Regions from separate parts of the Mus musculus genome. Here region 1 is linked to region 2. Evidence: chromatin loops called from intact Hi-C (ENCODE). Cell type or tissue: left cerebral cortex. All regions are shown on one strand. Each heading gives the region's core, and the rest is flanking DNA. Links, peaks and the distances in the headings are about the cores only. Region 1 has its middle 97 kb from the start of Npy. Region 2 has its middle 110 kb from the start of Gm31226.

Evidence for each region. A loop is a pair of places that touch in the nucleus more often than their neighbours do. Peaks named below come from ENCODE experiments on the same cell type or tissue, not always from the same donor. Only the 100,000 strongest peaks of a DNase experiment are listed, where the experiment ranks them.
Region 1: a loop joins it to region 2, with 6 times the contacts of the local background. A loop is called at or near these places in 30 of 42 quality-filtered maps.

The regions. Positions count from the first base shown.
Region 1 is chr6:49,918,144-49,921,060 of GRCm38, reverse strand. No RefSeq gene overlaps it. Among named protein-coding and RNA genes, the nearest start is that of Npy, 97 kb to the right of the region's middle. In left cerebral cortex, for the core only: a CTCF peak has its summit at 1,365 (motif pointing right); a DNase peak (open chromatin) is centred at 1,372.
Region 2 is chr6:49,517,724-49,520,640 of GRCm38, reverse strand. No RefSeq gene overlaps it. Among named protein-coding and RNA genes, the nearest start is that of Gm31226, 110 kb to the left of the region's middle. In left cerebral cortex, for the core only: a CTCF peak has its summit at 1,447 (motif pointing left); a DNase peak (open chromatin) is centred at 1,419.

The DNA.
Region 1 (2,917 bases), core at 166-2,665, 400 kb before region 2:
ACAGTGGAAAGCCCATACAGAGATCTATCCCCTACGCAGAGAGTTGACTCTTTTGGGCGAATGTAGAGTCTGTGTTAGTCTGGGGTCCTCAAAGAGGCGGGCCAATGAGACAGATAAACAAGTAGGTAAAAGATAGTAAAGAGATGATTATATAGGTGTGTGTGTGTGTGTGTGTGTGTGTGTGTGTGTGTGTGTGTTATGAGAGTGCTGGATGGATGGATGAATGGACAGATGAGAGGGCATGTATTATGGAAATTGACTCACAAATTATGGATACCATCTTCAGGCTGGAACCCTGGGAGGCTGCTAGCCTGTTTTCAATCTATATCTTGGACCTCAGAACCAGAGATGCTGATGGAATAGCTCTTAGTTTAAGGCTAATGACCTGAGAACCTGGGAAGTCAGTAATGTAAGCTCCCAAACTCTGCCATCCAGGCATAGAGAGGAAGAATAAATCCCAGTGCAGGAGATGAGTAAGACTGACTGTTTCTGTTTCATTCTCCTCGGACCTGGACTGATGGGATGGTGACTGGTCCACCAGTTTCATGGACTCCTGCTCTGGTAAACCCTCAGAGTTGCTCATCAAAAGAATGCTGTTCCAAGTACTCCTTAATACAAGCAGGTTTTCACCTAACACTGCTCAGCACAGAGGCCCCTGGCAGGACACTAAAGGTATATCATTATTTATTTAATTTATCTCTCGTTGGCACCTACAGTGTTTCTAGGATTTTGCCCTAGATAAATTCCTGCAAGCATATTTTCTTGGGAAATGGGTGTGACTATTATTGATTTTGACAACTGTTACAAATTTGATCTTTCTAGTCAGTGTAACAATGTTTACTCTCCTCTTTTACTCTCCACCAGTAGGGACAGGCTTCCATGAATGAGTGGTCCCACCATGGCCTTCTGTTTAGAAATAGGGACAGGTCATTTGGTGAACTGAAGGGACCCTAGTGGGACTGTCAAATCTTTCTTTGTTACAGCTCTCACCTCTAAACAAGCCTTCCTGCACTGTGTGCAGCAAGAACCTAGCTAGGCCTTCAAGGTTGAGGACTTTAAGAAAGCCAGTTTGGCCCGGCCCTCTATAGCCCCAGTGGACCAGCTTGTGCACCCAGGACCTTGCCAGGACTGTGGAGCTACTGTAGGTTTGTGCTCATATCTCAAATGATGCTGTGGTTAGATGAGATTTCTAAACACTCTGCCTCCCTCCCTCCCTCCCTCCCTTCCTTCCTTCCTTCCTTCCTTCCTTCCTTCCTTCCTTCCTTCCTTCCTTCCTTCCTTCCTTCCTTCCTTCCTTCCTTTTTTCTTTTTGTAAGGGTTTGCCCAGGAAACATGCCCTTCTCTGGGTGTTCCACTAGAGGGTGCTTCAGCTATGCATATTTACATATGGGTAAGTAAACGAGGCCTATGTTGTTCGAGTGGGCTGCACACGCATGCCAAACAGCTGCCTTTTCTGTGAACCTTTGGTGCTGTAGAACTACAGCCGATTTTTCATTCCTCCCAGTGCTACCTTGCCTCCCAGGTGGCTTTTCCAATATCCTCCCTCTCTCATGACCCAAGGGCGTGGGGACTAAAGATCTACCAGGATGGAAACCAGTAGTAATGATGGGGAGGGGGCTTATGAATTGGATTTGTGCCTTGTTCCCTTTCCCTAGAAGATGCTTTGGGGGAGGACTTGGGCTTCTCCAAGGATTGCTCTGACACACAGGACAGCGATGGCTAAATCTTAGTGAAAAGGGGAGGGGTTCAACGTTCTGGAGTTCCTGTGTGCAGTCAGGTGGAACTGTAAGTGACTGGTGCTACTAGAAGTGACCAAGGCTCCCTGGGCTGTGGGAAGTGGGGTAAAGGAATGAGAGCTGTTAAGTCAACCACTCTGAAATCAGGAATCATGGGAGAGAGGCAAAAAGATTCAGATTTTTAAAGGAGATTTCTTTTTGAGCAAAAGAGTTGTAGAAATCAGTTAAAACAATTGCTTTTGTCCAGACGCTTCAAGTAGAATAAATAACAAAACTGGAGTCTGGACTTTGAAAATAAGAGCCTGCATGCTGTGAGATGATGACGGGAGCCATCTTAAAATATTTGGAACTAAGGGGAAAACATAACTGAATGGGATAACGAGCGACATCCTTACAACATCTTGCTGTGTGTTAGAACCATTGGGAAGACCTTACAAAGCCTTTGTTGTCTGGGGATAGGAATGCTGCATACATTTTTATTTTTACGTTTCTCAGGTGCTTCTATTGCACATCCAAGTCCACAAGCCATGGCCTAGATCGATAGTTCTCAAACCTAAACAAAGACCAGAATCTGCTGAAGGGCTCTTGGGCATAGAGTGGGGCCACACTCCAGACTTTATGCTTCAAAGGGTCTGGGCTGAGGGCCCAAGTGAGGGCTGGAAATGTGGTTAGTCTTAATTGAGATGCATGGTAAATGCTTTGAAATACGTAACAGACTCAGAAACGGTGTAAAACAATTTCGTAAAGTTATCTCAGTATTTTATATTGATTGTATGATAAAATTAGAGTATGTTGAATCTAGTGGGGGACATTTCATCTGATTATTTTCACCTTCTAAAATGTAAGTACAGAGGTGGCACATTTTACATGGGATTACACTGGATTTCTGTTGACCGTCCCTGGTTTGTGGACTGACTATGTGCTGGAGACGGGACCTATGGTATGCATGCTCTCCACTGCGAGTCTGCACTCCCAGCTCTTGTGCCGGTACAGAAAAGGTTTCACAAAAGACAGTACATAAGCCACCTGCATGAGAAATCCCAGGAGAGCCAGTGTGCACGTGAGCATGTGTGCACTGAGGGAGATAGGATGTGCATGCCTGTGCACACGCATGCAATGCATGGAAGCCAGAGAGTCATAGTGAGTGCTTCTCCTTCTTGATTGGTCTCTACCTTTTTTTC
Region 2 (2,917 bases), core at 230-2,729:
CTCATCAAGGAAGCTTCTTTTTGCCATAGATGCAAACCATTAGAGAAAGCCACAATTGTTCAAAACACAGAGAACTACTGACTGTGGTATACCTGCCCCCAACTGGTACATGTGCAACATGTACCAGGGTTCAGGGAACACTACAACAAAGGGAGTGAAAGACTGTATGTCACAGGAGATATACATGTGTGATCTATGTGCACAGAAAAGCTGTGCCCATAAAATCCACACAATCCAGTTGCCTAAACAAGACCTAAACTTGGCTAGTACCAGTTGCAATACTGACATGACAAGATGGATGGGGCCATCCCTCTGGGCCCCATCCCTAGATGACGAGCTACAGGCAATTAATGACTGGTCAAAGAGGGAGAATTAGTCTTCTTCAAGGTTGAGCACCTTAATTTGTTATCTAATACCAGGCAGTCAGCCCTAAAATCATATATATGCAGACAACAGTGAAAGAACTCAGCAGGTTGCACTTATGTGTTTACTTATTCATGTATAAATAAGCAAAAATAATAATTAAGAGAGGTTTATGAGGAAGGGAATGGTTTAAATACAATGCACATATATGAAAATTTAAAAATAAAAACTATTTTTCACAAGTAAACAGTAAGTCTAAAGCCTATTCTTAAACATTTGATGGTATAATTATTAAAAGAATAAAGATGGGAACAAGTTTATTCTTAAGGGGACTTGACTATTACAAATTAGCCTTTGGTCAAAGGCTCAAATTAATCTTCCCACTTATTCATTCAAAAAAGTTACTGAATGCCTTCTTACACACAAGCTCAATATCTTTTTTTTTATTAGGTATTTTCCTCATTTACATTTCCAATGCTATCCCAAAAGTCCCCCATACCCTCCCCCACACTCCCCTACCCACCCATTCCCACTTTTTGGCCCTGGCGTTCCCCTGTACTGGGGCATATAAAGTTTGCGTGTCCAATGGCAGGCTCAATATCTCAACACAGTTACACTTACAGAGATGGAGAATTTATCATAAAATCACACCAAAAAAAATTTACTTGCAATGAGTTTTGAGTGTACAGAAAGTCTGAATGTCCATAACTATCTTAAATCCTCCTGAAAGTTCTTAATAGCATTCCAAACAGCTCCTTACATATGCATACTGCAGACCAACCTTTTGACCTGGCTACTGTTGAGTAAGAAAGTCACGTTCAAGTCAGGAACTGTGGTAGAGAATTTTGGGCAATAAATGAAACAGATAACCAATACATAAGTCCTTAGAGAGTCTTCCCAGGCACAGTGCTTGGTTATGTATTCCTTTAGATATTAATGAAGGATGTGTTTACGCTCCTCGTCCTCCTCCAACAAACAAATCAAATCTGTTCTCACTCAAACACCCACTGCTTCAACTTCCTGGGCCTGGGCCGGGCTCAGATACCACGGGGTTAGAGCGACACCTGGTGACCATCGGCAACCTCACACAAATCCATTCTACATCTCAAAAAGCAAAAAAAGAAACAAACCAAATAAACCAAAACCAACCAAGCAAACAAAGCAAACAAAACAAAAATTCTGTTAATCAAAAATCTCTCAAATTACAACTGAAGCATGGATGTCCTGCTCTAGGGAGTAATCTGGAGAGAGCTTAGAGGAGCTATGAGAAAAACAGTCCAAAAAACGGAGGGGGATAACATGATACCCAGGGCAACACTGGCAATAGCAGAAGCCTGGGGTGGAGGTTGGGAGTGGGGGTGTGGGGGGTGGAGGGGGAATCTTCTCTGCTTGGCCGCAGGACCTCAGCATTGGCAAGCAATAGAGCAGACACAAGACAGAATTTCAAAAAGATTTCTGTAGAGCATCTTGGCAGCCTCCGTGAGCACTCCTGGGAAAGCAGACCAAAATTCATGGACTCTGTGCACTGAAGCCTGACAAACAGATCTTGTGAGAAGGCAGCAAAGAAATTCTAAATCAGATCTGTACCTTGAAAACCTGATTGGGTATCAAACTTTAGAAAGTGGCTTTCACAGGGTCTCCATACAGCAAGCAAGACATTGGCATCTCCAGAGGACCAGCAGCAACCCAAACCTTGAAGGAAGTCACAGAGTGTGACCAACACCTGAGACTGCCTATGAAACCCCGCCCATCCACCAGGACAGCACTGGTGACTTGAACTAGGGAAGACACAGAGTGGGGGTGGGGGGGGTGGGGAAGGGGACTCCAAGGAAGAGAGCAGGTTCTAGAAAGTTGGAGGAAACATGAGAGTCTGGAAGTCATTTAATATTCCTTTTGGTAAGCCAGTTTAGGATCTTTTGCTACATTGTATGCTCAAACATCTTTACCTCTCTCTTTCCATATGCCTTCAGTCCAGTCCCCCCTGCTCTCTCCACAGATCATCTCTTCTGCTTTATCATCCCAACACTAATCACCAGTCTCACACATCTATTTGTGTTCGCACTCACAATTACTAACATCAGTGTATACGGTGTTATCAATGCCCCCTTCCTCACTGCAGTGGCAAGCACTTAAGGAGCAATTGTTCTGCAATTGACTCCTACTCTCTTCTCCACGGAGTTCTACTTACTCCTGGACAGTGACTGCGGTTTCATAGCATTCTGCTCTCAAAGGAGAGCAAGGATAGAGCCTCTGCCTGGAGCATCAGTCTAAGAGGAAAATGGAACCTCAACCCTATGACAGCCTTGTCATTCTGAATGCTATATGTATATGAAATGGAAACTTAAGGGTTGTTTGGAGAGTCAGTGTGTTGGATGGTATTTTGCTAGGTCAAACACATGAAGGAGTGTTTTCCTGAAGTGGGCACATGTGAAAGACTAAGGCAGGCTCATAAAGAAACATTTAGCTGAAACAGACACAGGAGAAAGGATGCTCTGCTAAAGCAAGCATGTGAAAGGACATGTGATGATGGATTCTTTGCTAATGACACGCATGT